2 separate regions of the Mus musculus genome follow, and region 2 is linked to region 1. A link is a loop called in an ENCODE intact Hi-C map of the cell type or tissue named here. Cell type or tissue: left cerebral cortex. All regions are shown on one strand. Links, peaks and the distances in the headings refer to the core of each region. The heading gives the core; the rest is flanking DNA.

The links. A loop is a pair of places that touch in the nucleus more often than their neighbours do. Peaks named below come from ENCODE experiments on the same cell type or tissue, not always from the same donor. Only the 100,000 strongest peaks of a DNase experiment are listed, where the experiment ranks them.
Region 2: it touches region 1 in a loop (2.4-fold over the local background); 2 of 42 quality-filtered maps call a loop at or near these places.

The regions. Positions count from the first base shown.
Region 1 is chr9:103,773,876-103,789,867 of GRCm38, forward strand. No RefSeq gene overlaps it. Among named protein-coding and RNA genes, the nearest start is that of Tmem108, 20 kb to the left of the region's middle. In left cerebral cortex, for the core only: no CTCF peak of the experiment used is centred there; DNase peaks (open chromatin) are centred at 4,235, 4,536, 7,745, 8,628 and 4 more places; H3K27ac peaks cover 1,921 bases.
Region 2 is chr9:103,935,737-103,951,728 of GRCm38, forward strand. It overlaps Gm29154 (predicted gene 29154), which reads right to left. Exons shown (of 7, transcript NR_168125.1): 3 at 11,105-11,273; 4 at 3,716-3,809. It overlaps Gm32797 (a long non-coding RNA gene), which reads left to right and starts at 9,222. Exons shown (of 3, transcript XR_379794.3): 1 at 9,222-9,330; 2 at 11,643-11,853; 3 at 12,399-12,835. In left cerebral cortex, for the core only: no CTCF peak of the experiment used is centred there; DNase peaks (open chromatin) are centred at 4,444, 5,861, 9,264 and 9,824; H3K27ac peaks cover 727 bases.

The DNA.
Region 1 (15,992 bases), core at 4,024-12,023:
AGTCTGTTTAATAAAGCCAAGTGGAAGAAGGAGTCCTCATTGGAGAAGAGTAGATACTAAGAGTTGGGATATTAGTGTCTCTAACAGCAGTCATGGAACAAACGGACTGATAACCTTACTCTGAAACACTGGAGCGAAAGGTTCTGAATTCTGAACTTAAGAAAGTTTATGAAGACCTTACTGTTTTATTCCATGGCATAATTTCTGGTTCTGATAAGCCCCAAATATGATGGGTGGGAAATAAAGGTAATCAAATACATTCATCAAATAGGTGAATGATAGATTTATACATTGTTTAAGATGTAAAGAATATGCCCACAACACAAAAATGAGGGCAGTTACTAACCTCAATCTCCTAACATTGCTTTTGTAAAATGAATATGACACATACTCCTTGAGTTTTGCTCCATTCATATTTTTGGATGGACAAGCTAAGATAATTAGACTTCATCTGGTCCACCTACTTTGAAATGGGGTTTGGAATCCAAATTGAAGACTTGTAATCGAAAATGTGAAGATAGGGACTGGTGAGATGACTCAGTGGGTAAGAGCACTGACTGCTCTTCCGAAGGTCCTGAATTCAAATCCCAGCAACCACATGGTGGCTCACAACCACCCATAATGAGATCTGACACCCTCTTCTGGAGTGTCAGAAGACAGATACAGTGTACTTATGTATAATAAATAAATCTTTGGGCCAGAGCAAGCAGGACTGAGCAAGTGGAGCAAGCGGTGCGGACTGGAGAGAGCAGAGGTCCTAAAATTCAATTCCCAACAACCACATGAAGGCTCACAACCATCTGTACAGCTACAGTGTACTCACATACATTAAATAAATAAATAAATAAATAAATCTTTAAAAAAGAAAGAAACTATGAAGATAATGAATAATAATCAACTTCATTCACTCGCTTATGTACCAGCTTTGAAAAAGCCTGCTCTAGGCATAATTTAGGAATCCTGTGACTTGGTGATGTTTAAGAATACTCCTATGACTCAGGTAACCGGGCGTGGTGGCGCATGCCTTTAATCCCAGCACTCAGGAGGCAGAGGCAGGCAGATTTCTGAGTTCGAGGCCAGCCTGGTCTACAAAGTAAGTTCCAGGACAGCCAGGGCTATACAGAGAAAGCCTGTCTTGAAAAAAACAAACAAACAAAAAATACCCCTGTGACCCAGGTAGAAGCAAGTATGGGTAAAGCATGGCTAGTAGCGCTTCAGTTGGGGTGAAGCCTCATGAGTTCCTTGCTGAAGTTCGCCCTCCTTGCTGAAACTTTGACTAGCTTGATCTTGAAGTTATATAAAAATCCAAAGACAAAAAAAAAAAAAAACTGTCAGAAATTATACAACTAGTAAGTTCTGATTCAGTCTTCAGGACTGCCTTGCCATTTTCCATATTTTAACCTTGTTTTGAATAACATGTTATTCAGATGGGATACATCTAATTCAGACTCTAAATAGGGCTTTCTGTAGTCATGGGTTTTATAGATTCAATATTGATTTCATGCACTGTGGTTTGAATAGGCATGGCTCCCATAGACTCATGTGTTTGAATGCTTGACTCATTGAAAGGGGCACTATTAGAAGACATAGCCTTGTTGAGATCTCCTGTACTTAAGCTCTGCCCAGTGTGGAATGCAGTCTCCTCCTGCCTTCAGATCAAGATGTAGAACTCTCAGCTCCTCCATTACCATGTCTGCCTGCACTCTGCCATGCTTCTCACCATGATGATGATAGACTGAACCTCGGAAACTGTAAGCCAGCCCCAACTAGATGTTTTCCTTTATAAAAGTTGCCTTGGTGTCTCTTCACAGCAATGGAAGCCCTAACTAAGACACATGCTATTCATTTTCCTCAGTTTTATGATGATTGGCAATGTGTTTGACTTTATTTTCTTTTTTACTTTATGGGAAGAAGCAAGAAACATTTGCTTTCATTTGTTTCTTTTTTATTCACTTCTCCGTACTTTATTTGCCTTTGTGTTTGGAGGGCTTTTATTTGTTTTGTTACAGGGTAGAGTTGTGCACCACAGCACGTGTGGGGAGGTCAGAGGACTGTCAATAGCTGGTCAGTTCCTTCCTGCCATGTAGCTCCAGGCATTGGACTTAGGTCACCAAGCTCTGAGGTAAGTGCCTCTGAATCACCTTGCTCACCCCAATGAAGGGCAACTCTGTCACTCCAGTCACCAAGACTTTTTAGAGCTGATGATGTCTGGGGCGTCTGGAAACATGGATGCAAATCCATACATGAGCATCAAGTTCTCATCCCTACAGCTTTTCCACTCTTCTTGAGCCTCGGTCTTCCTTCAAAGAGGGTACCACCATCTGTGTCTCAGTCTAGTTCCATCCCCTTGTTTTTTAGTGAGACCTATCAAGGCCCTGTCCTTTCCTCTGGCTTTGAGGAGTATCGTTTTCTCATCTTGGCATTACAAAGCAAGAATCAGATGAGGATCATTTTCCTCCTGTCAATCTTGAAGTTTCGCTTCAGCAGCACATGCTGTCTCACGAATGAAATCCTTGATTCAGAATTTTAAACCCACAAGATACAAAGGGCTACTCTATATCAGACAGACATTTCTTTGAAAAAATCCTGCTCTGTGGCTGGTGGAAGAAGTTTAGGGAGAGGATTTAAGTGTGTCGTAGGTGCAGCACAGGTCATTGCTGCAGGTCGAGATATGAAGATAGAGTCAGCCATGAAGTTGATTGTGAAGAGCTTTTGGGATCAACATCCACTGAAAAAAGAAAAGCAGCTGGGTTGGGTAGGAGAAAGAACTAGGTTAGTAGTCTAGTCACAAGGCCTCAACCTACCAAAGCCCACCCTTCAGCGTCATTCTCTGTTGGGGTGAGAGGGCAGGCTTTTAAACTTCTTTTTCAACCAATGGTTGGACTGTGAGCTACCTACCAAGAAAGGAGCACCACCTTGTGTGAGGTGTTCTGTCTTCAGTTGAAGGTAATTCCCAGGGAGGGCATATAGCCTAGGGGCTTTAGCTATTGACAGTCCTAGCTGTTAAAATCAAAGTGGTCAACCCATTATTGTTATCAACCTAATTTGCTCTAGAATCATTTATTTGGTGAAAGGGCCTTTGTTCATGCCTACATAGGGGTGAGTAGTTGTCTTTAATATGCTAATTGAAATAGAATGACCCTCCCACACTGTGGGTTACCATTCCCTGGCTGGGATCCTGGACTGTATTGATGGAGGAAGGGAGCTGAGCAGCAACACACATTTATTCACTATGATTGTAGATGTAATATAGCCAGTTGTTCCAATCTTCTGCCATCTTGACATTTCCACCTAAACTGTACTCTTGAACTGTGCTACAATAAATCTTACACTGTTTTTGTCATGGTTCTTTATCCAACAAGAGGAAAAGACTAAGGCAGGCAGTCTATCACAATGTCCATCCAGATGTCAATATCCCACACTTTTACCTTTCTGTTACGCCATTCTTAGTGTCTAACGTTCATGCTTATTATTGCTTCATGAGCTCATGGTGACTTTTATGCCCACCCCAGACCTCTTTAGGAACTTCTGATAGGAAAGAGAAGCATAAAGAAGGAAGAGGCAGCAGGAATGCAAACAATACCTAGAAATGCCCTGAAATCTTCCATTTATACCGTATTGGTCAGAATTTGCCATATGGATGCTCTAGCTGCAAGAGTTTTAACCAAACACATTGACTCAATTACTCACTGGTTGTACTACCTCCCCAATCACTGAAGATTGGATCTCTCTCTCTCTCTCTTTCTGCCAAAGTCAGAGGAAGATGTTATTAGCCTATTCTATCACCCCGACCTTTTTCCCTTGAGACAAGGTCTCTCCGTGAGCCTGGAGTCCTCTGGAACTACAAGTCAAAATTAACCCTTCCTTCCTTAAACTGTGAGGTATTTTTGTTGAAGCTACCACACAAGTAACTAATACAGTAGGGAACTCCACTATATAAAGTGACTATGAATACATATACTAGATTTAGGAACTTGAAATAGAAGATGTCAGTTAAATTTGAATTTCAGATAAATAATACATGATTTTATACTTGGGCAAATTGCATGGGACATAATGATACTAAAATATATTTATTTTCTGCTTATTTGCAACTCAGATTTAACTGGATGTCCTATATCTCAGCTGGCCGTTCTATCAGAAGCAAGACTATTCACAGCTCTATGGAGTCAGATGTCCCAGTACCCAGCTTACGCAGCTATTGACTTTAACCACTGGAGATTTTCCACAAGCCTCCAGTCTGAAAATAGCTGTTCAATATTTTTGGAGATTCATCAATCAATGCAGTTAAAAGCTAAAGAATTTTTGCACCAAAGTACATTTTTCACATGTCCTGAAGCAAAGACCCCCTGAGGGTGGGGCACATGGGTAAGTTCCAATAGGCTTTTTAATCCATGGAAATTGTGTGGGAAATGCTATGTCTATAGATGTTCATGCTTCATTTTTCCTGGAGAGGAGGCCTAAAGCTCTTGTCCCACTCAGGAAAATCTGATGAGTCAAGAAACTTCATCCCACGACCTAAGGAAGCCTCTTGCCAGATCTTGGTTATTGTTTGGGGGAGGGAGATAAAAGTAGAAATACCAGTCATGGAACAAATGGTTTTGATTCTTTCCTGCAGAAAAATTGGAACACAAGTAAGAAAGAATTCCTTTAATTTGCCAGTTGAAAAATCAATTATAAAACTAGATATTACTCAGAAGTGCTTTTCAGCAAAGGCTTCTAATTACAGAAATCACTCACAGGTTGCTCATCCTCCTTGTGGATGAGATGTTTATCCTTTAACTCTTGGGCTGTTTCTCGGGGCAGAGAGTAGATATCTCCATCTTTCCTTCCCACCTCCTGTCTTTTATGACCAGACTATGAGGTTTGTCCACTCCTTGGGCATAACACTGTCATTAATTTTTCCCTCTTAGGTGTCTCGATCACTCGTGTTGCTTGAAAATAACTACCAATTGCAATGCTCTGCTCCTCATTTATATTCTGATGTTTAACACAAACTGCTACAACATAGAAAGCCTAGGACAGCAGCGTGGTTTAATATAAGAAAGTGGTACCTCCCAGACTCCTCACTCCTTTTCAGTTCACAGTAAACTGGAATGGTCTACTCCTTGAAGCACAGATCTCTCCAAGTTTCTGGATCCACAAACTCATAAATGATCCACTTATTATACCTGGGAATTGTCAAGAAGAATTCAAGTTACAGATGCAATATCCTCTAAAGCAGCCTTGGACTATAACTAACCTTTCCTATGATGACATCCCAGTGTGGTTGTGTTCAGTGTACTATGAGCATCTCTAAAGTTCTATTTATCCCCACTCCCTGAACCTGTTTAATGCCTTGGCTAACCCATAGAATCATAAATGTTTAATAGATAATTAGATGGGTAGAAGGAAGGATGGATGGGTAGAAGGAAGGATGGATATGTGGATAATGGATGGTATACAGGACTGCAGTAGCCTCTGGTAGTATAGTTAGAGAAATAATACCAATGTCTCCTCTCATGGTTAAGGGCTCTACACTAGAAATTCAGAATATAAAGCCAGTCCCCTTTAGCCCCTAGAAATAAGGAAACAGGGTTAGAAATTTTTACTCTACTCCAAAAGCACCTTATCTTTTATTTTGAAAATGTTGTCGTTTATTTGAAAAAAGAAGAATCAGAAAATTCATCTTGAAATTATGTTTAGGGCCTTGGGAGATGGCTCAATGTGTAAAGCATGCCCTGAGAAACTGTAAAGACAATAGAGTTTGAAGCCATGTAAAAGCCTACATAGAAGTAGCCCATGTCTACCATTCCAGCACTTCTATAGAAGATGGGGTGCGGAAAGTCCCTAGAAACATGTAGGGTAACCATCCCGCTTACACAGAGGTAAATAGCAAACATGTGCGCGCGAGAGCACACACACACACACACACACACACACACATACACACACACACACACACACACACACACACACACACACACACAGACACTCCAAACCATCTAATCAGGGCAATTAGACCAGGACTCAAGAGCTGGAGAGCCAGATGCATTTCTAGAAGGCTGTTTTCTAAGCTGCAGCTGCCCAGATGAAGAGGTTTTGACTTGTGTTTTAATAAGTGTTGTTTTAAGGAGGCTTTAAGAGGTTTAAATAAGTGTAACAGGAAAAAGCAGAGAATAATACACCATACCAAAGGTATAGAGCAATATAACATATTTGAAGCAGATTACACAGGGCTTGCCAAGCAAGGCAAGAAGTCGTGCTCTCTGCCATCGGGAAGTTCCTGTCTCCCACTCCTATCCTGGGGTTGGGCGTGCCTCGGGTGGTTTGAGCTTTGTATATGTAGAAATTGATCCAGTGGTTGTTCCTGTCATCACGATAGTGAGGGCTATTATTATTACACAGGACTCAGTAGCCAGTGTTGGTTTAAACTTCAGGAGTTTGACCCCCCCCCAATTGATTTATTTTAGGTTATTTTAGGTTTAAACACACCATAATCTGGTGAAAGCTATTCTTGTGATATTTAACCCAATCCTGCAAGGACAACAAAGCATTCTTTGAGAAACAAAGTAAGCTAAATGCAGATCAGACATAACTACACTGAAACTTTGGAAAGTACATGTGATACCTTTAGTAAAGGTGGGTTCTATAGATTGAGGAAAAGCAAGTTTCTGAGAACAGATCTGGAGAAGGATTCGGTGCCGGAAAGTCACACATACAGCATAAAGGTTACCAGGCCAGAAAGCAGAGCTGCTCCTGCCTTCTGAGCAGAAAACAGGTTTGGCATTCTGTCTCTTGAAGGAACAACCCTGTGTGCTTGCCATTTCAGGCTACACTGGAGCATGTCTGTGAGCAAAAAGACCTCTGAGCTGCCTACAAGCAGAGTTCTCTATGCCCTGTGTGGGGACTGGACCGATGATCCCGGGAGCTTCTGGGCTCGACCCTCCTCCCAGAATGCCTGTCTGGGAGGCCTATTACCTCTGTGGGTAGGTGTAGCATCTCTCCTGTGAAATCACTTGAGGCTAGCTCTTGAGAAAGGTGATAATGGGTTCATCTTGGATGACTCAGACTGTTAATATATAACCAGAGGTCACACGAAAACCTGTTTGCCCAAGGCTTTGCTGCAGAATCTGGACTTTTTCTCAAGTAAAGGGAAAGGTGGTCCAGAAATCTGTCTCCACTTTTTTCTATTAAGAATTATCATCCAATTAGTAAAATGTAAATAACATAAAAATTACATTTTAACCACCTTTAAGGAAACCCTGTGACACTAACATTACTAAGGACCCATTAAATCTATTTTGGTAGAACTATTTTTTTTTTAAATTTGGAATTTTCCTGCGACATATTTTGATCATGCTCCCTACTCCCTCAGCTCCGCTCAGATCGTCCTCACTCCCTACCACAACATTTCTCTCTCTGTTATGGTAAGAAACAAAAGCCTAGAGAGGCCAACTGGCTTGACAAGGCCACGGAAAATGAATCGTGGAGGAGCTTTGCCCTGCGTCCTCAGCGCATGCCCGGCTCATTCACTCCATGGGGAGGGATGCTGAGTCCTCAAAGTCAAGATGGACCCGATCAAGCCTGGGGCAGGGCTGCTGAGCCCTCCTGACCTCCAGCCACTATGCTGACCCCTCCCCCTCCATTCCTCACCTCCCTTCTCCAGCTCCTTCCACCAAAAATACGAGGCTTCCTTGCATGGAAATGTGAGTTTCACACAGCCAATTATCGCCCAAAAATGCTTTTCTAAATTGGTGCTTCGGGGAGTGTCGCATCCATTGGCTGCAATATGTCTTCACACCAGACTTCAAGAGTTTTTCAGTTGAGAATTGAAGAAGATACTTGGCCACCATTTCCAGTCCCCGCTACAGTTCTTCACTTTTTTTTTTCTTTCTACAAGTAATTTTTAAGGACTCCATTGATCACTGTAGATTATCTCCAGCGCTTTCTACACATCAGGATTGGATGACCATGGGAGAGTGTCTAGGTCATAGTAGGTGATGCAAAAATATTCACGGAAGAAATGCGTGCAGGTAGCAGAGTTTACTTTATTTTTTTTTTCCATTAAAGTTGAGGACTAGTTTGAATATAGTGAAGGCCACCTTTTATAGGTACACAGTTCTTAGAGTTTTGAGATTCTGTTTTAAAAATTAATAAGAGCGATTCAAGAGGACAACTCCACTTCAACTATCAGCATCCCAGAAGTTGAACTCCCAGAGGTCATCAGGCTTGGCAGCAAGCTCTGTTACCTGCTGAGCCCTCTCGCTGGCTCTTGATTAGTTTTTGCCTATGGCCTATTTTGCCAGATAGTAGAATAATGTCACTGGTTTCCATTTCCTGGTCTTATCTACGTAGGAAACGTTTCCTCTTGTGTTCTCTCTAAGGCAGTGAAGGAGATGTTAAGTGTCTACCATCCTTACATGCTTTGTATCAATTTTTCACCCCACTGGGTCCCCCATGTGAAGGACCCTCTGAATTCTGCCACGTGTTTTATGCAAATGTTTTATGAGAACCATTGCTAAGCCTAGATCTTGGTGACATTTTACAAACAAATTCCCAGAAGCACAAATGCTAGACACGCTGTATCAAAGCTGCATGGATTCTGCTGACATGGCTTCAGGAACTGGGCGGGGTTTTCACCGTGATGCTGGTCCTATCAGCAACCCCGTTTCCACAGGCCCTTGCCGTTGCTAGGTAGCATCAAGCTTTTCCATTTCTTGACCACTGGGGAAAGAATGGTAACTTGTTTAGATTTTCTTGTATTTAATTACAATTTTTAAGGTGAAAAAAAAAAAAGAACCAAAATTTCGCAACAGATACATTTTTGGAATTCATTTCAAACCTCTTTTGAATTAATGTAGGTTATAAAAACTCCTATATATTGCATTTATTTAAATCACTGTAAAAGCAGCTTTCCTGCCACTAACTCGGTAGTTCTCCATCCTGGCTGCATATTGAAACACCTGGACTGCTTTTTAAAAAATACCTTTGCCTGGGCCTCATCCCAGACCAATTAAATCAGAATCTCTCTGGTGGGGCTTGGCCTTGATAGTGCTTAAAAGCTCCTTAGGTGATTCACACAGACGTAGCCAGGACTGCGGCTCCAAATGCATTATAAGGGATATTATAAATACTACACTCAAAAAAAAGGGCTCAGAGCTCCAGTTTTAGATACTGCCCACTGAATGTGTAAGCATACAGCATTTCTTCAGTGGCTTTAAAAACAAACAGGAATGGTTATAGCACAGTGGTTCTCAACCTTCCTAGTGCTGAGACTCTTGAATACACTTCTTCATGTTGTGGTGACCCCCAACCATAAAATTATCTCATTGCTACTTCGTAACTGTGATTTTGCTACTGTTATGAATCACAATATGTCTAACACATTCTTGATGCTGAGGTCACAGCCCCCTTGTTCAACCACCGTTCTTCTCCTCCTCCACTCCACCCCTGCCAACATTTCAGCAAACAATGAAACGCTCACACTCTACCTGTTAATAACTGACGCGTCCAAACTAAAGCAAGCTAGTAGTCGAGCGGTGCTTGATCGTTTTCTGATCAAAGGCATGAGCGCCGTTTCTGGCAGGCTACGACTGTAATTGGTTCATGTTCTCCTAGATGAAGGGGGGAAAACACAGACCCTCAGCAAGGAAAGCCACTGCCACGCGCAAAGGAGGTCCTTTAAAGTTTGTCTGTCATTCTTCGGATTCCCTGGCTCCTGTGACAAATGTGTCACAAGCTGTCATCTTTTTCGTTGGAGCTAAAGCACGGCGGCTTCCTCTGCCAACTCAGCACAGACCTAATAGAGAAAAAGTAGCTGGGCAACGATCCAGCGTATTGATTCAATTTGAATTTTCCATGATATCAGGAATAGGTGAGATAAAATGACCACAATAACTTATCAGAGGATTTCTAACCATAATTCAGTCCTTTCTACATTTTGAAGATTATATGGACAAACATTTACATGTTCAAAAAGTAATGCCTAATAATTGCACAGAGTTGTGGCGTGGTGCTTTGGTACAGGTGTATAATGTAGACTGACCAAATCAGGCTAATTACATGGTCTTGGCTCAGACATTTCTCATTACTGTTTCATTCATTTGGAGAGCTTTGAACTCCTTTTTCTGGCTCTCTATGGATGCATAAGTTACTGTAAGTTATGGAGGCTGATGGGTGAGTATTTGTATTCCCATGTTATTAAAAGGCAGTGAGAATGTGAGTGAAGGATGTCCATTCCTACATTTCAATTATTTATGATTTTCCACTTCATATGGATATCTCACTTCATCCAGTCTCTCATGGAAGAAGAGACTTTGTTTTTCCCAAGCAAAAGTTGCTGATAAGTCTCAGAGCATTGTGCACAATGGTCAGGTCCCAGAACCAGCCTTGGTGCCCACAGACAGATGAGAGAATAAGGAATATGTTCTATATGCACATTGCTGTTATTCAACTATGCAAATAATGGAGTTGAGTCATCCACGGGCCAGTGGGTGGAACTGGAAATCAACGTGCGATCCAGAAGCAACCAGGCTCAGAATGGCAGGTATTGCATGCCTTTCCTCCCTGTGGAACCTGGGACTTACACAAAGACTTGAAAGTGGAAGGGGACTATTTGGCAAGAGGAGGGGAGACCAGAGGGAGGACAAGAGAGGGCAATGAGATGCAAACAGAGTGTGTTATGTACATTTATGACGATGTCACAGTGGTGTCCACGCTGTTTGGGTGTTGATTTGTTTTTGTCTTGGTTTGGTTTTGTCAATTTAATAATAAACCTGGATATATCTAGGAAGAGGGAATCTTAATTGAGAAACTGTCTCTATCACATTGACCTGTAGCAAGTCTGTGGGGTATTGTCTTGATTAATGACTGATGCAGTCGGTTGAGTCTAGCTCCCTGCGGTTAGTGACATCCCTGGGCAGATGACAGTCCTTGGTGCTGTAAGAAAGCAAACTAAGCAAGCCAGGGGAACCAGTCTGCAAACACTGTTCTTCCATGGGCTCGGCTTCAGCTCCTACCTCCAGGTTTCTGCCTTCCCTGAGGGATGGATGGTAAGCTGTAAGACAAAATAAACTCTTTCCTCTCCATGTTGCTTTTGTTTTATCACAGCAACAGAAACCCTCACTAAGACAAAAAAAAAAATCCATTGTTTTATAGAATCAATATGTGCTCATTTTTAAAAAGTCATCACTAGGGACTAGTTATAACATAAAAACCATACCAAAACACACTGACAGACTAAACACTTAAAAGCCTATGCTAATTAATATCATCCCCAACAACATAACCTGTGGGAAGGAAAACTTGGAACATCGGTTGTTTCTTTAATCAAACTGGTTGTGATTAAACTTGGGCACGTAAGACCCACAAGTTAAAACAGCACAATTCAATGGGGTTTTGAAGATGCATGCTCTTCTGAAGCTATCGTAATCTAGACAAAGAATGTCTCAGTCCTTTCGATAAAATCTTGCTAATGTATGCAATGGTGTCAGCGTTTGGATGCTGATTATGGGGTGGCTAGCTGCATATGTATCAAAAGATGGCCTAGTCGGCCATCACTGGAAAGAGAGGCCCATTGGACACACAAACTTTATATGCCCCAGTACAGGGGAACGCCAGGGCCAAAAAGGGGGAGTGGGTGGGTAGGGGATTGGGGGTGGGTGGGTATGGGGGACTTTTGGTATAGCATTGGAAATGTAAATGAGCTAAATACCTAATAAAAAATGGAAAAAAAAAAAGAATGTCTCAGTCACTTCCCGTAATATCTCCTCAGGCACCTTTTCAGTCTTTGTTTCAACCGTGACCTCTATGCCGTCTGCTTTCTGACTTGAACAGTCCATGTTTTCTTTCCATGTGACTTGAATCACTTAAAGGGACACTTGCGTGACCCCCTTTGCTTGGCATGATGCCTATAACTGTATTGGGGTCATAGTCCACATGTGTTACCTATTTGTTTGATGATGGACTCTGGATAGTTTAGAGGCTATTAGAAATGACAGTGCTCTGAGTATTCGTGCACATGTGGTTTTTGTGGACATGAAATGCTTTTAGGATGCTAATATTCTTGTATGAATAGCTTAAAGCCTAATGCGCATACAAAGTTTTATTGATTTAGGAAGAGGTTTTATAGAACTCAACCACTGATTTCCCATGGTAGGTCAGGTGGCTCTTCACCCACTGACTTGTCTCTGTCCCTAGACAGCACAATTTTCAGGTTGTACTCACATAGCTCCGAAGCTCTACTGAGTACCACATACATTGTGACCTACCATGTTTGTAGCAATATAAGCCTTTAGCTGGTTTGCTTTCAGAGTGGTCTGTTCTGTTATATGAATTATGATGAGTTAATCCTTCTACACATGATTCATGCTCCTGTCATATATAGGAATGGTTCATAAACCAAGAGTTGGCACTTCTGTGTTGGGGAGGTATTGGTACCCCCACATTTGCAGTGTTCTTTACAGTGGAAAGAAAAATAGAATTGAGTCCATTGATGGATGAGTGGACAAGGGAGAGTGTTCTATACCTGCACCAATGGATAGTATTCAGCCTTAAAGGGCAAACTCCATTGTTTTTCCATAGCATAGATGAGTACAGAGGACATTATATTAAGAGAGATAAAACAGACACAAGCAAACAAATTTACCTAACTGTACCAGCCGGTTTTGTGTGTCAACTTGATACAAGTTAATCATCAGAGAGAATGGACCCTCAGTTGAGGAAATGTCTCCGTGAGATCCAGCTGTAAGGCATTTTATCAATTAGTGATCGATGGGGGAGGGCCCAGTCCATAGTGGGTAGTGCCATTTCTAGCCAGGACCAGAAGGTCCTGGCTTATAAAAGAAAGCAGGCTGAGCAAGGCAGGGGAAGCAAGTCAGTAAACAGCACCTCTCCATGGCCTCTGCATCAGCTCCTGCCGCCAGGTTCCTGCCCTGTGTGTGTTCCTGTCCTGACTTCCTTTGGTGATGAACAGCAATGTGGAAGTGTAAGCTGAATAAACCCTTTTCTCCCCAACTTAACTTTGATTGTGATATTTCATTAAAACAATGGAACGCCCAACTAAGACACTAATGTAAGTGGGAAAACTAAAAAGGAGTGAACTCAGAGAAACAGAGTAGAAAGACGGTTGCCAAGAACTGAGGAGCTGTGGGTAAAGTTGGGGAAATTTCATCCAAAGGCATAACATTTCAGTGGAAGGAGTCAGCTGTAGAGAGCTGTTACACAGCTAACGTTAACATCAGTGGATTGCAGTCTTTTTTTTTTTCTACAAAGAACTTCCTACCACCAAATTACAACTCTATGAGGTAATGCAAATGTCTGTTAGCTCAATTTAGTCATTACATGATATTCACATTTTAAAAGGTTATCTCATAGACCATCACTGTACAATTTTAGTAATTAGGTAAATTTTAAAAGTGTTATTATCACCCACCCCCAAAACCACTCTGGCATGTAAACAATGTGGATGAGTTGCTACACCAAGGAAGTCAGAATTCTTTCTCCTAGCTCTGTGATATAATGCAGCGACTCCGGGGGTAGCCTTTCTGCCACTCTTACATGCTGTCAGCCTGCCTTCTAGGGGTTTATCCCAGCCCTCCTGGTCCCCTCTCCATCCGCCTTCCTGCAAGCCCTTTTCTGCCCCTCACCTCCACTCCTATCCTGTGGACTTCCTCCTACTCCGACATTTGCAAGTCCTGGTTGGTAAACTCTATGCTCTGCCATTTCCTCTTTAGTTAATTCCCCAGGCTTGCGTAATCTGACTCAGATGCCAATCTCCCCAAAGACATCAATACAAAATGACTTTCTTAGTCAATGTGTACTGCCGCAGTGTAATATTGCAGACTGGGTAATATTTATTTATACTCACAGACAAGGTCTTGCTGTATAGCTAATGTTACCCTAGTTTAGCTCCATCTCCCCATCTCAGCCTCCAATACTGGGATTATGATCCTGTGTCACTGTACCTGGCCTGGTTAATTTATAATGAACACAATAATATACATATTCATTTGTGACAGTTGGGAATCCAAGATCAAGTGACAGCAAGACTAGTTCTTCTGACTCTAAGATGGCACATGGAAGCTTTGTCCTCTTCACATGGTAGGGGGCACAGGATGAAGGGGCATGGGAGGGGTCAAAGTTCTCCTTTATAGCACCATGAGTGACACTCTATGAGGGTAGACACCTAAGACCTAGTCATCACTTAAAGGTCTAATGTCTTGCTATGGCTACAGCAGCAATCCAATACACTGAGCTTTGCAAGAGATAAACATTCATTCCATAGCAAAGGCAAACTCTGTATTTTAAGCCCTTAACTCCAAATAGCTGTCACAATACTGACTGAAGAGATGGTGGTTAACTTCATGTTGCACACACCCATTTTATAAGAGTTTTTCACTGTCCCGTGTTTAGCCAAGCAGAACTAACCCTCAGCCCCACATAGGACAAACTCTAGTTCCTAACTTTTAAAGCTTAAATTATATATTGGGATGTGTGTGTGTGTGTGTGTGTGTGTGTGTGTGTGTGTGTGCCCATGTGACCATGCATCATTGCAGTAAATGGAAATTAGAAGGCAACTTACAAGAATCTATTTTCTCCTTCCATCCTGGGATGCAGAGGTCACACTCGGGCCATCAAGTTTGCACAGCAAATGATTTTACCTGCTGAGCAATCTTGATAGCCAGCCCCCTAGTTCCTAATTTTGGATTTGTAGAGCCTGTCTTTGGGTAGATTTTTTTTTCATCAGAAGGGTTTTCAGAAGACTGAGACTGGTGATGGTTCAATCTTTGGAGACCTTTCATGGCCCTGGAGCCAATATCCAGAGAGGAGGTAGCAAATGGAGCCAGAGTTGCTGATACCAACAACTCTTTTTTAGCAGAGTGTATTGAGCCCAAATAGACTTAGAAAGCTATTTTTAAAAGCCCTTCATTCTGTGCCCGCTGTATACATCAGACACTAAAAATATTAATAAGTAGAAACAGTGCTGATCCCCGGGTGTGATGAGCGCTCAGTTTCTGGAGCCCCCAAGGTGACAGACTGCCATGGAAAGGTTTGCATCCTCATGGCATCCCACTCTGAAGAAGACAACACTGGTATTTCAAGTCCTAGCGTGACATTTAACTGTGTCAAGTCACTCTGTTACATTGGCATCGCTAAAATAGCCTCAAGAATAAATAATTTTTAAAAAGCAGATTGTACTACATGTCACATAAACTTCTGCATAAATGCTTTAAACCCAAGAGGGAATCCGTGTTGCTGAAAGTTGCCAGGGAGAAATCTACTGTGAGTTCTTCACAGTAGATTTCTCCCTGGCAACTTCATCCAGCTATATTGATACAGGTCAAAGGATGGTAAACAAAAGGATACTTTGGTTGGCAGGGTGCCAGGGAGAGAAACACTACCTGAAACAATGTATCACATGGTGGGGATTTCATCAAGGAAAACAAGAATTGGCAAATGGACTTGTCCCCAGACCAATTTTACCAACCCATCCTTGCCAGGAAAGCCAGGTGCATTCTTTACCCACATGGCTTGAGTAAGCCATTATAATAATTATAAATAGAAAGCCAAAGCAAGGTATGAACCTTTGGAAGGAGTTTGGCAGTGCTTAATAAAGCTGAGGATGCTGACACTCTCATGACCCAGCAGTTCCATCCCTAGGTGCCCACCCTGCATGCTCCTGTGCGCTGGTGGACTGCAATAAGAATGTTCAGCAAATTCTTTGCAATAGCCTCTAATGGGAAGGAATCGAGTTTCTGCTAATAAGAAAATGCATAAACAAAGATTTAGTCTCAACAATAACATTTAACAAACAGCCACCATATGATGAATGCTAAAGACACTATTGAGTGTGAATGTTGACTTAGGCACCGCTATTCTAATTGGCCATGACTATGGTGTTCATAAATACATAATTAAGCGGTCAAACTATAAAGAATAGCAAAGGTATGGATGGCCATTTAGAATAGTAGATGCACAAAGAGAAACGGTCTCATGGCAAGGAGAGGCAC
Region 2 (15,992 bases), core at 4,298-12,297, 160 kb after region 1:
GTAGGAACTGAAGCAGTACTGAGGAGTACTGCTTACTGGCTTATTGTCCATGACATGCTCAGCCTGCTTTCTTATACAACTCCAGACCTCCTGCTCAGGGATAACACCTCCCACAGTGGGCTAGGCCTTCACACATCAATCATTAATCATGAAAAGGCTCTCTAAAGACATGCCTACAGGCAATCAGATGTAAGAGATTCCCTCTTCCCAAGTGGCCCTAGCCTGTGTCAAGTTGGCATAACACATAAGATCTAGCACAGCAGGTTATTTGGCAATTGTCTAATAGTCTAAGTTTCCAATATTCCAAGGCTGATTAGAATAAAGCCAATCAATGAAATCTGACCTCAGAATGATACTTTTAGAACTCTAAAACACTGGTCTGTGAAAAAACTCCATGAAATTTGAGGATCAATATTAACATTTTATGAGCTTGGAACTTTTTAGAAAAAATTAATTCTTTCTATTTTGTGTCAACTTGCTTAGAAGGGCAGATATGGAACCTATCACTTTCTCTGATACGAGGGTACACAGCAAAGCCAACAATACGGATACATGGGAAAGCCCTACAGAGAGAAACTGTACTAATGCCTGCTGGATACGGCAGGTGAGTGACTGATTGACTGACTAAGCTGGCTAGCAAGTGAGCCTGCAGAAGATTCCAGCTCTCATGCTCCCTGTCTCCTACTCTAGTGTCTGTGACATCATGGAGTGAGATAAGCCACCGCTGCTGTGTCTAATCCAAATTCATTATCAACAGGATTTGTCTGTTTTATTTCACTGAAGTTCAGAGTTGTTTATCCACCCATAATGACTGGAAAGAAATAAACATTTGCAGGTGCATTATCTTCGGCCTCATCTTGCTGTTATTCACAGAGTGACCCTTTCAAACAACCTGGAGATCATATGATCAGATCTAGGACAGTGCGGGGCTTATTTCTCCCTACTCACAACTCAACAAAGTCAAGTTGTATTTCTCTGACTAGAAGATGAAGGAGGTTCCCAAGGTCATGGATTAAAGCAAAACCGTTGGCATGCTTCTTACCTTTTTGTCTCTAGGGGGGACAGAACTTTTTTGAACACTTCCTCACACTGATAAGATCCAGGAGCTTACGAACAATGTCTTTGATTTCATGGCACCCTCCATGCCTTCCCCTTTGCTTCTAAAGAGTTGAAAGGCTTAAGAGACCAATTGTAAGTCCGGTGCCTGTTAATCTACCAGGCCTCCAGAGCCAGCAGTGTGCAGGGCTGGTTTCCATCCTAGAGATAAAAGGAAGAATACCCCATAGCATGGCATGGTGAAGAACAGGCTAGAAAGGGCACGGAATATTCAACAGTAAGAACAGAATAAAAGCTTTCCAACAACATCTGATAATCAACAGCAATTGCGCTTTAAGCCAACCTCATCAGCTACAGGTGTCCCCCTGCTCCTCCTCTGCCTGCATGTCCACTCCTTGAAGCATGCTCCTTTAGGCTCTGCTTTTAAACTCCCCTCATCTCCGAAAACTCTTGTCCCTAAAACTCCAGTTCACATATCTGTCTGTCCATCGAACATCTCTACTCATCTTAACTCACTTCTCAAGCCCATTCCTCTCTCTGCCATCCCCATCTAGTCAATGGTGATTCTATCCTACCAGCTCACAAGACAGCCACTGACAGATGTTAGACCACTCTTTCACAAATGACAGCCCACCTGCTAGCAAGTCCTGTGGGTCACATGCAAAGTCCAACCACTTCCCATGGCCCCCAAAATGACAAAGCCCACCTAAGCCAGCATCCCTTCTTGCCTAGACTGTTGTGTTTGTCTACCAACTGGGCTCTACACTTCCATGTGGCCTTTTCAGAAGCCAGAATGAATCCTTAGAATAACAAATCCAATCATGTGCTTTCTCCATTCAGAATCTTCCCGTAGCTTAGAATGCCACTCACAGTAAGGTCCAAGCTCCATGATTGGCTCCCTATGGCTCTTGTCTATCACTCTTCTCTGGCTCCGCCCACTCCAAGCTCACTGGCTTCTCGGCTGTTCATAGAAAATACCCAAGTGCCTACTGCCCTGCTGCTTTTGAATTTCTGTTCTCTCTGGCTAGAGCCCCTCTCCTATCTGTGAAGTTCACTCCTGTCCTCCTTCATTTATGAGTTCTACAAATTGAGAGGGTAGCAAGGTCTTCCGTCGACATCTATAGAAAGGCAAATAGCATATTCTAGAAACCTACACTTTTCTTTTTTGTTTTTCTCCAAAGTACTTACTGACCTGAAGTTAATTAATTAAATAATTAGTTAAGTTTTCTGTCCATCCTCCTGAGTCAAAATTTGAGTTTCAATGGGGTGGGGACTCTCTCTCTCTCTCTCTCTCTCTCTCTCTCTCTCTCTCTCTCTCTCTCTCTCTCTCTCTCTCTCTCTCGTACTGCTGACTTTCCAGTGCCCAGAATACTTTCTGCCTTATAGGAGTTGCATAAGTGGTTAGAATAGCACACCCTGTTCATGAATGAATCGGTAAGGAATGGACTCAGTCAACGACCAAGCACCAGCTGCATAGGAGGCAGAAGGCATGTGGGCTGCTTCAGTGAAGCACACATCTGTTCCATTTGGGTCCCAGCTTGCACCGGAAACTCCTCTGTGTGCAGACCAGTCACAAGACTAAAGGTTCCCTTGTCTGGGGACATAGTTTTACTCCATTCGAAGTGAACTCTTTAATGCTACAGGTCTGATTTTTAAAAGTCCACATTGTGTTTCTGTTTCCTGGTCTATTGAAGACAACAGAAGATAATTTTTCATAGGACATGCATAAAGATTAAATGAGTGTTTTCTCTCTCTCTCTCTCTCTCTCTCTCTCTCTCTCACACACACACACACACACACACACACACACACACACAATTGTATAAAAGAATAATTTGGTCTCTGCCTACTTAACAATTGACATTTATAATATGCTGATTGTAATGAATAGCTATGCTAACATACGGCCACACAATTGGCCAAACTGACTTGTTAGTCTCTGATGAAAAACACATTCTCTTCTAAAAGAAGGAATGGACAATATTTTAACACTCCACAAATGATGCTTATTTTACTTTAGCGTAGTAAAAAATGTTGAAAGGTGATACTTTAGCAATCCTTTTAGAGTGGTAATTGGGGCTCAGAGAGTTTAACTAACCTGTCAAAACCCACATTGTCATGACAATCAGAAATTAAAAAGATTTTTCTAAAAGACCAAGTCATTCTCTTTATATTTTTAGAATTAGCCTTTCTGCCAAGGGGTTTGGTCCAATGTTTCAATGTTTAATTAAAATTCATAGAAAACGAAGAATGCCTGATACGAAAGGATATGAGATTCTAGGTGAGCTGCACTGATCAGTCATTGTGTGTGGATTGGGAAAGGGTGAAGGGAACTTACGAAGGAGATACAAATCCCCTACCTCTTGATAGTGGGTTACGTGATGTATGTGTTTGTCAAAACCCATCAAAGTATATACTAAAAATATGTGCATTTCACTGTACATAAATTACATTTCCATTTTTAAAGTTTAAAGCCATAAAGGAGAAAAATGAATTAGTCTTGAATCTCAAGTAAAAAAATAATAGCACTGCCTGGGGAGCTTTTATTAAACCTTAGGGGGAAAAAACAAGAGTCAAACTCTTCCTTTGCTGGAGGGAGGCTGAAGGAAGTCACGTAAGATGAGGTTTTGGTCAAGAGTCATGTGATGAGTCAACCCACCTCAGCTGTCCCTGGCGAGGACTGTCGTGACAAGGTGAAGCTGGAAGACAATATTTGGATTCCTTATTCCAAACAGTTCTCAGGATTCTAACCTCTGGATGGTGTGGGAAAGGAGAGAGCATAAATAATAGTCACTCAGGCAGAGCATATTCCAAGAGGCAATTCAGTCAAAAATCACAAGGATGAATACTAATCTGTGAAACCTATGGATAAAAAAAATAAAGATGGGGGGCTAGAGAGATCGCTCAGTGGTTAAGAGCACTGACTTCTCTTCTGAAGGTCCTGAGTTCAAATCCCAGCACCACATGGTGGCTCACAACAACCCATAATGAGATCTGATGCCTTCTTCTGGGGTATCTGAAGTCAGCTACAGTGTACTTACCTATACTAAATAAATAAATCTTTTTTAAAAATCATAAAGATGTTTTTCACATGCCACACTTTATTTTATTTCTGTTTTTTTCTTATTTCGTGCTATTTCGCGCTTTTAAAAATTAATCTCATCTTCGGAGTACTCTGGGAGGCAAACACTTGGCTTCCAGTTGCAATGAAGAATAAACTTTACATCGGGGATAGCCACCGCAATCTATCTGAAGTCATTTCAAATGGACCTCATTCAAAATCTTGTGGCAGCTTTAGCCACACGGAACTGGGTGGTCTATTTTTGGTGCACACAAGCTCTTATTTAAGGCCAGAGAAGAAGTAGGAATAAAAATGTCACAGAGCAGTTAGAAGCCTTACGTCATTCCCCAATGGTGCCTCTCTTGAATGACTGAGTTCTCTACCTCTTTCATATTGAGGCAACTGCAAATCACCCGACCATGCAAACGCATGCAAAAGAGAGTTCACGTGGATCGTGGAAGATACTAGCTACAGAAACAACAGAAAATAAACAGCACACTCTTGCTTACCACACCAGCCTCTGACTACAACACATAAACAGTCCCCTGATGCTCTCCTCAGAGGACACATTAAACAAAGAGCCTTAAGGAGAAAAGCATTTATTTGGCTGAGAGCAACATAAAAGTTGTATGATATGAATCATAGCCTCTAAACGTGTAGGCCACAATGACCAGGTGAGGGTCACAGAACTGAATGTTGCCAAATGGTTGACAAAATGACCGGAAATTAATTTAAAATCCAACAGCAACCAACCCAATGTGCCTCTCTCTGTACCACTCAGCCACCGTGTGTATTTGGATGTCTCTGCAGTTTGGGTTCCAAACACACAACAGACACTGCCCAGAGCACCTTGGCTCAGACACAGGCCTACTGCAGTGTTCCACATATGACATGGGAGCCACTCGGCCAGACACATAGCCAGTGTAGATAGAACACTTGAAATGTGGCTAACATGACTGAAGAACTAAATTTTTAATTTCATTTCATTTTAATTTAATTTAGTTTCATGTTGACGTAGCTTCACAGGACGGATGGCAACTGCACTGGACAGTACAACCTAAGAAAATTAGCAGATAGATTAACAGGTGACACTGATCTTGTGTTCAGAGACGCTTTGGCGTCTCTGTGGCTTCCCAAATGGACTTTGGAACATAAGACTTAGATCTCTGTGACTTTGATGCGGCTATTTGTTGGAGACACCTGCTATTCCCAGGGGAGAGATTTCAGTCATGCCTGCTGAGAAGTCCGCCACAGTAACGAAATGGGCTGTGACATGTGAACACATCCTCGTCTTGACCCGAGAGACTCCAGAGCATGGCCATTCCGCGCAGTTGCTACAGCCTTTTACCCATCTGCAATTCTGAACCACAGAAATAACAAGGTCTCCCAGAGGGACCCCTGAGAGGAAAATAAAATGGGTGTGACAACCTGGCCCCTTAGGCAAGAGCACATTGGTTACCCTAGCAGCTCTGTGCTACGTTGTCTGTCTCTCCGCTGTAAGGGCAGAGCACCACAGCCCCCTAGTCTCTGCCTTCACAGCCTCTCCTGAATGAAAAGCGGCCCTTGGTGGAAAACACTTCAGCAATCTATGCGTGAAAGTCCCTGCAAATGAGCAAAGGATTAAGCTGTAATTATGAGCAAGGCCACGGAATTAGCTAGAGAAGGAATTGGGTTCTGTCGAATTGACTAGTCATCCAGCCTGGAGCAGTTACTCACGGCAAATGAGTAATATCCTGAGGCGCCTTGGTGGAAAAGGATGCCATAGCCATTTAGCAATGTCTTCACAAGTTCACAGATAAGATCTGTGCTTGCAGCTTCTGTGGGGCGTGTACGCCTTCCCTATGGGCTGTGACGTAAGGAAGAACTCTTAGAGGAGCGGAACACTACGAATACATCAGCTACTGAACAGCCTACGGAAGCACTGTCAGGACGGTAGGGATAGATGGGTAATAGAGAGCAGTTGCAACTGGAAATACTGTGGATGGCAGCGTGGACAGGGTGAGTGAAAAAGAAGGAAGGAGAGCGAAGGCACTACCAAGGATAACGAACTCCTCCGCAACAGCACCCATGAGACAGATGGCTCAGCAGGTAAAGGCACTGCCTCCGTGTCTGATGACCTGAGTTCCATCCTAAGGAGCAAAAACCAACTCCTAAAAGTTGTCATCTAACCTGTGTGTGTGTGCGCGCACACGCGCGGCTCAGATGTGTGTGTGTGGTGTGTGCACACATGCTGCGCATGCGTGCACACACACAAATAAATGTAGTCTTTAAAATTAAAATAAAAGACAGCAAGGAAGAGTAAGGAAGGAGAGCGTGACACAGCCACAAAGAGGATCTAACAGTTACTCACCTTGTTGCTGTGACAAAAACCCGAGGAGAAGCAACTTAATGGAAGAAAGTTTTGTTTGGGCTCATGGCTCAAGGCCCCATTTTATGGAAGTGGGAGGGCATGGTGAACTTAAAGCAGCTGGTGACATCATACCCACAGTCAAGAGGCAGGGAGGGATAAATGCTGGTATTCAACTTTTTATGCAGTAAAGGACCCATGGGCCCACGGAATGGCACTACCCCAGTTGAGAGTAATCTTCTCCTCTCAGTTAAATTAATCTAGAAAAGCACCTCACTGACCCTCCCAGAGCTCTGACTCTAAGGCGAGCCCTGGAATTCGTTAATGCTGAAGCGAATTGTCTGGGTTGAGAATCCCCACCAGAGATGCACCTCTGGGCATGTCCGAGAGAGTGCGTCCCTAAAGATACCTAAGGACAGAAGACCCACTCTGAATGTAGGAGATATAAATATACCCTATGTTATATTTATTAAGAGGGCGGGGCAGACATATGTAGTCTAGCTGCCTGAGAAACAGCTGTGTGTATGGGAATGGCTTGCCCGAAACAGTGACAACCTCTTTAGAAAAGTAGATAAGGACTAGGGTTTAAATACGGACACACACATGAAAGGGGAAAGGCAGGAAAAAACATGGGTGCTTGATCACTGGGGAGCTATTACATGAAATGGCTGGTTGTATTGATAAGGCTAATGTATGCTTCCTACACACATACAGATTCTTGAAATCTGTGTGTGTGTGTGTGTGTGTGTGTGTGTGTGTGTGTATGAGAGAGAGAGAGAGAGAGAGAGAGAGAGAGAGAGAGAGAGAGAGAGATCGCATTTGTGTGTGCGCGTATTCTATAGGTGTATTTGTAAATGAGAGAAAGACCCAAACTGTTCCATGAAAACTGTCACTGAGTGTATTACCCTACTCAGCACAGGTCCTAAACTGGACCAAGCATGACTACAGTTTTGAGACACTGGAACAGGCAGTACAGGTCCTAATCTTAAAGAGGAAGGACACACGAGGGCTTTGGCTCGTTCTCACCCAGTTCTTTGCTTGGTGGTGCTGTCTTGACCTCAGAACCAACAGATAAAGGGTGAGATGAGAGTAGTTGTTACCCTAGGGACACACAGGCCAGACTTTAGTGTGACTGTCCTGGCTAGTTTTTTACAGTAACTTGACACAGGCTGGGGTCATCTGGGAAGAGGAAACCTCAATTGAGAAGATGCCTACATCAGATTGCCTATAAGTAAGTCTGTGGGGCATTTCTTTGATTAGCAATCAACATGGAAGGAGTATGGAAGTGCCCCACCCACGATGGGTATATTCCCTGGGCAGGTAGTTCTGGATTGAATAAGAAACAGGCTGAACAAGCCATGGGGAGCAAGCCGGTAAGCAGCATTCTTCCATGACTTTTGCTTCGGTTCCTGCTTCCAGGTTCCTGTCTTGAGTTTCTGCCCTGATTTCCCTTCATAATAGAAAAGTTGTAAAGTAAACTAAACCCTTTAGTTTCCACATTGGCTTTGGTCATGGTGTTTCACTGCAGTCATAGAAAGCCTGAGACAATAGCTGAGGGAATTGGAATGGGTATCAGAGAGGATAAAATGGTTTTGTTGTGGGGGAAAAAAAATCTGTGGAAAAGCTTATTTTCAGGTTGTTTACTAGAAAACTAGGCTGAGTGTTTAGTGTAGTAGCCCAGGAAATCTAATAAGTAGAGGAAGCGAGTTAGTGTTCATAGTGCAAGTTTTTCAGTGTTTGCAGGAGAAGACACAGCTCTGCTAGAATGGAGAGACTTTATGGCTGGGTACACAGACCATGGCAGGAGAGCCACGGTCTTACATGCACAAGACCCTGGGTTCAACCACGAGTACCATCCAAAGGAAAGACAAGAATGCAGGCAAGACTTCAGTGGCCATCTCAAGTGATCCAGACATGTGATGTTGGTGGGCAGAGAATTATATCAACCGGCCAAGTCAGAGAGTCCAGAAACAGACTACCTACTCAAGTTCAAATTGATTTTGGAGAAAGGAGCTGAGGTAATTCAATGTGCTACAACTAAATCCACGGGGAAATATGCAGGGGATGAATCAGAAGCATAAATGCAGAGCTTCTGGGAGACCACAGGTGGCTGGGCCCGTTGGTATTGTTGAACCAGTTTCCCAGCTGCTAGTCATGGCTGGTCCAGAGACCAGATTCTCCTTTTCCTTGAGAAAATATCTTGCTAGGGTCAAACTCTTGGTCCTCCTCAATGAAAGAATATCTGGTAAGAAGCCCTATTTTTCATTTTGTCACTACTTTTAAGAAAAGATGTATTAATTTCCTATCTGAATGCCTTGCCTGTGGGTACAGGTGGACACCACGTGTCTGTACCAGATCCGCTGGGACTGGAGCGACAAGCAGCTGTGACTAGGACCTAGGTCCTCTGGAAGAGCAGCCAGTGCTCTTCATCACTGGGCCATCTCTCCACCCTAGGAAACAGTTCTGGGAGAAGAGTGGTGGCTGGGGAGTTTTTATTGCATCTTTACTGCAATAGTGGCATGCTCCAATTCAAAGAAAAGATAACGCATTTCATAAGTGCCCTTCCTTATAACAGAGCAGGAAGCTGAGACAGTCAAAACGATTCTCCCTGTGGCCGTTCTGCTTTGTTGTGCTTTATGATAAAATACTTCTGCTGTTTATAAAATAGTTATATTTTATATAGAGTTATAAAATACCCTCTGCCTAGACACCTTTCTCTTACTCTGTATTCTTACCATTGCCAGCTGCCCCCTCACTGTGCTGTGTTTAAGCTGCACCCCTGCTGTCTGCATTAGCGTCTCCTTAGAGCAACAAATGAGCTCCAAATAAATAAGGAAGCATCCAGAAACTTCCGATTCTCTTCCAGGTAGGTGCAGACATTGCAAGGATTGGAGCCAGGCTAAGCCTTGGGGAGCCCTGAGTTCTAATCCTGAGCCACTGTTTAGCTAGAGATGATTTCATCAGCCATCTCTCCTACAGGTTTTAGCCTCTGTTTCCCCATATGTAACATTTGTTCTTGTGGAAGTTAAATGAGAACATGTTAAGTAGGTCAGTTCATTGGGCCAAATAAATGAATATTTTTCTGTTTTCATAGGCTCCTCCTTAGCCAGAATTGAACATTAAACCAGAGAGCAGAGATGACAGGGCCCATGAAGAAGAAAGAGGAGGGAGAATTGCTACAGAAATGTAAAGAAACACAGTCCATATTTAGTTTCAGGCAGCCAGTATAGAATGTTTTAAGCGCACGCAGAGACACGGGGACTGGATTGAACGTGGGCGTATTTGAGGCAGAAGAGGATTTTCTAAATTCTTCTCACTCGTCTTTAACAAATCATGAAGTATGCCTGGAAGGTGACAGCCCACACTGTTACTTGATGCCCAGTAAGGAAGAAAGAGCATATGGTACCCAGGAGTCTCAAGCTTTCCACAGCTGACCCTGTAGCTGCTGGAAGACGAGTAGGAGAGGTGATCCAAGACACACACAACCGACACTGAAGGAAGGAGGGCTGCTTACTTCCTGTTTGGGGCGGAAGGGGATTGTCTCATATAACCCACAGATCCTCTCAGCTGGTGGATGATCACGTGACTCATACTTCGCTGAACTAGAACCGGAAGGAGGAACCATTGAGAAGCATGTATCAAACTCTGAGTACATCATAATTGTTCTCGTAGAGCCATTGTGCCAGAGAGAGGCAGTAAGGCACGTTCTAGAGCAACCAACACGCACAACACGGCCTCTTGATTCTCGCTTATGACCGGGAAAAATGATGAGGCTAAAACAGCTGCTGATCTATAGAAGTTTGGGTTCTGACCTTGCAAATCACTGCTATGAAAATAATACAGGGCCCAGCATATCGGAGCCTATTTCAGCCAGGCAATGTGGAAAGAGGCCAAAGATACCAGAGAGAATGTGACTTAGGATTTGAAAACATCAGGAAAAAAATCAATACGACAGAAATGGCTCGGTAGAAATAAAAGCCCTGAATTATGATTTAGAAAGCAAGGATTCTTGCCTCTTTCAAGACAAAAATGTATCAACCTATGGAGCTAACTTTTTGTCATCTCAGTCTTCTTGGGCTTTTAATAAGGGAATAGGATTAAATTATCTATGCAGAATGGGGCAAAATGGAACTTGGTGTCTTTGTAAGAAGGAGAAGGAAATGGAGAAGGAAGAAGAAGAAGAAAAGAAAGAAAACAGGATACTTTGATCTTGATCAAATCTGCAGTTAGAGCCCAAGAAAGCCCTGAGGGAGATAACAAGCCAATATCTTTAACCTTAAAAGTGGGTCAGAGGTGAATGTGAGCAGAGCCTAGAGTTGGGAAATTGCTCCGAGACCTTTGAATAAACTCATTGGTCCACTAAGCTGCACTAGACTAGAATCATTTTTATCTGTCATGGTACACCACCTGAGGCCATTAGATATTTGTTCACGTCTCCCCTGGAAAAGTCATGCAACAGTTATCAAAATGGAGAAACTGACATTTCAAATGTTAATATTAGTTGGTACACATTTAAACTTATACAGTCATTCTTTTTCTAAGACACAAACATTCCCAACCAGGAAATACTAGTTCTTAAACCTCATCAAAGTGAAGCACAATGAAGAAGCTTTACACAAACATGTAAGGTGGATACTTACCCTGCTATAACTCTGCTTGGCATTTATATAGGCCTTTGAGAAGGATGTATGGGACCTCTTTTAGCCCAGATGGGCTCAGTCCGTGGGCTCCAGGGACCTCAGGTGCTGGACAATTCAGTGGTCACCAGAGACAGGCTCTGAGCCAGTGTCTTCCCAATTACTTGTATTACTTCAGTGAGGAAAATGAAACATGAACACAGGAGTGTCAACGCAAAGGCACATTTATTACAGAGAATTTTTTTTAAGTGAGAGAGTCTCCAAAAGGACAAGTCCCAAGGGAGAGCTACCACTGGACAGTCAGATCACTAGTCATTTCTATTAAGATTTGTTAATTCTCTGGGTGTATGTCAGGCCAAGCCAGTGTGAGGCTGACACCATATATTCTCCTCTGGCCCAACAGGGGAGATGATTCTGCACTGTTTGCCCCGTGGAGGTGGGGGTCCTGCCCTACTTGTTCTGTTAGTTGCTGGCCTTGGTACATGTTGCTTTGACTGATTTTGCTGGCTATTAATCAAACTATATCCTCTTTGTTCCCCAGTTACATAATTGGCTTATTACCATTGCCTGTGCTGCCTGTGAGGAGCTAACTTCTCCCTCGGCAGGATGCCCAAGACATGTAATAACGAGCACAGTGCAGCCTCTCTACCACCACCACTCTCCTCACTTCCTTTCCACCACAATGGACTCCAAACCACCTTCAAATGATCAGAGCAGGTCTTCACACCTGCATAGGCTCCTCGCTCTCACAGGTAAGGTGATTGTCCTAGGTTCTCTTCTGTTGTTGTGATGAAACACCACGACCAAGAGCAGCTTAGAAGAGGAAGGACTTTCTTTGGCTTTCCATTCTCGGTTACAGTCCATTATTGTAGAGAAGTCAAGGCAGGAACTTAAAGCATCAAATCCACAGTCAAGAATAGAGAGAGAGAAATGCACCCATGATGTTTGTTTATTTTCATCTAGCTTTCTCCTATCTTAACTAATTCAGGAACCCTGACTAGGGAATGGTGATGCCCACAACGGACTTGGTCTTCCTACATCAATTAACAAGCAACACAATCCCCCATAGGCATGCCCACAGGCAAAACTGACCTAGATTCTCCCTAGGTGATTCTAGGTTAATTTCAGCAAGTTGACATTTAAAACTAACCATCAAAGTGTCCATCCCATCTATCTTGGCCTACCACACCTTTAAGAATTAAGCTGTTAATTATTTAGAAAGCCCTGGACTGTTCTTGGAAAACAGAGATACCATGCTAACAAATCTTTCCACTCAGCTAAATTTATTTTCTTCTAGACCAAAGGAAAATATCATCCTTTATATAAGACCCATCTTTCCTGGAGATGTAGACAAAGGAGGATGAATAAGAAGAGAATAAGCAAACTGAGTAGACATGGAGGTGCACCTGTAGTTCCAGCACTCAGAATGTGGAGGCAAGAGGACTGCAAGTTCAAGGCTACATGGCAAGTTTTAGGCTAACGTGGGCTCTGTGCCCAGACTGCCTCAAAATAAATTAGTGAATGAGAAATTATAACTTATAAAGTTCTGAAGGAAACTTTAAACTGGATAAAGTAATATAGTTGGTGTCTGGCAAGAGTGGCCAGTAAAACCTGCTAGAAGAGAGGACTTTTGGCTGAATGTCCTCAAGTGTGCCAAGATATGAGGCAGAATAGTTCCCATAGATGATTGAACTGGGCAGAGCCCAGGACCTGAGCTTCGGTTGATAGAAGAGACCCTGTGTCTTAGTCAGGGTTTCTATTCCTGCACAAAACTTCATGACCAAGAACCAAGCTGGGGAGGAAAGGGTTTATTCAGCTTACACTTCCACATTGCTGTTCATCACCAAAGGAGGTCAGGACTGGAACTCAAGCAGGTCAGGAAGCAGGAGCTGATGCAGAGGTCATGGAGAGATGTTACTTACTGGCTTGCTCAGCTTGCTTTCTTATAGAACCCAAGACTACCAGCCCAGGGATGGCACCACTCACCCACAATGGGCCCTCCCACCTTTGATCACTAATTGAGAAAATGCCCCACAGCTGGATCTCATGGAGGCATTCCTTCAAGGAAGGCTCCTTTCTCTGTGATAACTCCAGCTTGTGTCAAGCTGACACACAAAACCAGCCAGTCCACCCTGTGAACTGGAGAATTGGCTGCAGATTATGAGCAGGGAATAACCTTGCATGGATCACAGTTTAACAGTGGTTCCCAACCTTCCTAAAGCTGTGACCCTTTATGTTCCTCATGTTGTGCTGAGCCCCAACCGTAAAATTATTTTCTTTGCCAATTTGTAGCAATAATTTTGCTACCGTTATGAATCTTAATGTAAGTATTTTTGGAGATAAAGGTTTGACAAAGGGGTTGTCTCTCTCAGGTCCTACTGAATGCAAGAAGGTTCCTTCGAGCTGAAGGGGAACGATGGGATTTCCACAGAAAGATCAGTGAGGAACAAGCCAGATCTGAGTAGATCATGAGTACAAGATTTGGTTCTGCCATGTATCAGGAAAATATCCTTGAGTTTCCAGTGAGGCCCCAGCAAGCGGCTGGTATAACTGGCGGTGTGTCTGCCTGGGGTGTGACTTGGTTTCCACCCATATAATATGATGTCATATTGAGGATACTGAAGCTACTACATTCAGCTTATCCAGGCAAAGTGAGGTGGACAAAGTACATCAATTCATACATAAGGCCACCAGTGTACCACTGCTAAGTGCTTCCAAAACACAGATGCAGGGATAGCTGAAAGTAAATGCTGGCAGGTGAGGCTCCTCAACTAAAGTGAGTGTCTCATGACCTCTCTGCTTATGGTAGACGATGCATCTCTAAGGACGGCATTCAGCTTAGAACAGAAATGCCATTGTCTCTTATAATCTGTACAGCATGGGCTTAGAAACTGAATGTTTGCCCTTCCCTGGAAATTTATAAGTTGAAATGCCATTGACAACACAAGGGTTGGGGGATGGGCTTTGAGGAAGTAATTAGATGTCACCTGAGCCCCCAGAACTGTGCAATAATTTTTTGCTGTTTCAAGGGCACCCAATTTGTAGGGTTTTGTTACAGTTTCCGGACAGACTGAGATATTGAATGACCGGCTCTATTTCTTTTCAGGATAATTAACTAAAAGGAATGGTATTTAAACAATATGGCACACACGGGCCTCCGGGCACCTTAACACAAAACTTCTCACAATGTTTCATATGATTAAAATCCTTCCTTGGGAAACTCTGCCCTTCAGAGCTCAACGAGGAAGTCACAAGTGGCTGGGAAATGGATCCCAGGCTAAGCCACACTTTGAACTGACAGAGAGAGAGAGAGAGAGAGAGAGAGAGAGAGAGAGAGAGAGATCCGTGGAAACAGGAGTGTGTCAGCCGTGGGGACCAAAGGCTAACTGGTGTGAACCAATGCTCGGTTCCCGAATGTTCTCCTGAGAAAAGACTACTTTAACCTCTGATGGTGCTGGTCTCCTCCTTGCACTCTTCCTTTACCTTAGTGGGAAACTTGGTTTTTCTCTTTATATAATTTGATCTTCTTATGTCACCAAATGCCTTGTGATAGTGCATTCATTGGATCTCTTATAGGCAAGATGCCAGGAGCCAAAAGATAATTAGCTCAGCCTTCCAGGTATGTAGAAATGAGCGTGGGTTTTGTGCATCATTTGTTAGAAATACTGCCCAAATGCTCCTATCTCCATAAAATTTGCTGCAGCTGCATGTGCGCACGTGCATGTATGCATGCACGCATGCACATGTGTGTACACATGCATGATGTACAGGTGTATGCATGTACACATGGAAGCCAGACGTTGATGTTGGTGTCTTCTTCAATTGCTCTCCACCTCATTGGAGTGTCCGCTGTGGAGTGTCTCACTGATTCAGCCAGACCAGCTTTTAGCCAACCTCAGAGTCCCTCCTCTCTCCCCAACCCCAGAGCTGGATTCCCAGCATATGCTGCTCTACCCAGCTTTTGCACGGGTGACAGGGATCCCGACTCATGTTTATATAGCATACACTTTATCTGCTGAACTCTCTCCCCAGCCCGAGGAATAACACATCTTAAAGAAAGCTCTGCACAACTGGCCATAAACTCAACAGTTCACAAACAGGCACTTCTTCCTAGAGTCCAGGAGGTTGAAGGTCTGGCCTCGGGGCACTGACAGATTCCAGGCCTGCTAAGGCCTTTTCTAGGACATCACAGTCAATGGTGGGAGAGCTACCTGTGTGTCCTTCTCTTTTGGTTGCCCCCCGTCCACAATGCCTCAACTCTCAAAGGCCCTGTCTGCAAATACCATCCCATCAAGAGTCAGAGTTCAACACATGAACCTTTGGGGTAAGTAAACATTCAGGTAGAAAAAGTAGAGAATCAACCAACGCTCATGAGCTGTTTTCTCAGTCAGGCATATTGCCAAACTCTGAGGATGCAAAGAAGTTTGAGATCTAAGGGAACCTGCTCAAAGAGGAGAAGGCAAGTCTTACATTGAGCAATATAAATAAACAAACAAATAAATAAATAAATAAATGTGTGTGTGTGTGTGTGTGTGTGTGTGTGTGTGTGTGTGTGTGTGTTCTCCAAATTGTGGCCAGCTGAAAATTTGTTAGAAATTAAAATTCAGCCCCCACACAACCCCTCTTAAATCACACATGGCTAGTGGAGCTGGCTGCCATCATACCCGTGTGGTTCTGGTATGCATAGGTGTTTGTAAACGAATGGATTAACAAAGCATTCCTTCCTCTAGAATAAATGGAAAGAAGCAGGAGAAGAAGTGGAGAGAGGATAGGCCTGGGGTTGGGAGGAAGTTGCTGCAGTTTGTACCAAAGCACAGTTGAGATGAAAAGAGAAGAGGGCAGGAGGGGAGGGAAGGAGAGGTAGAGAGAGGAGAGGAGAGAATGCTGCTTC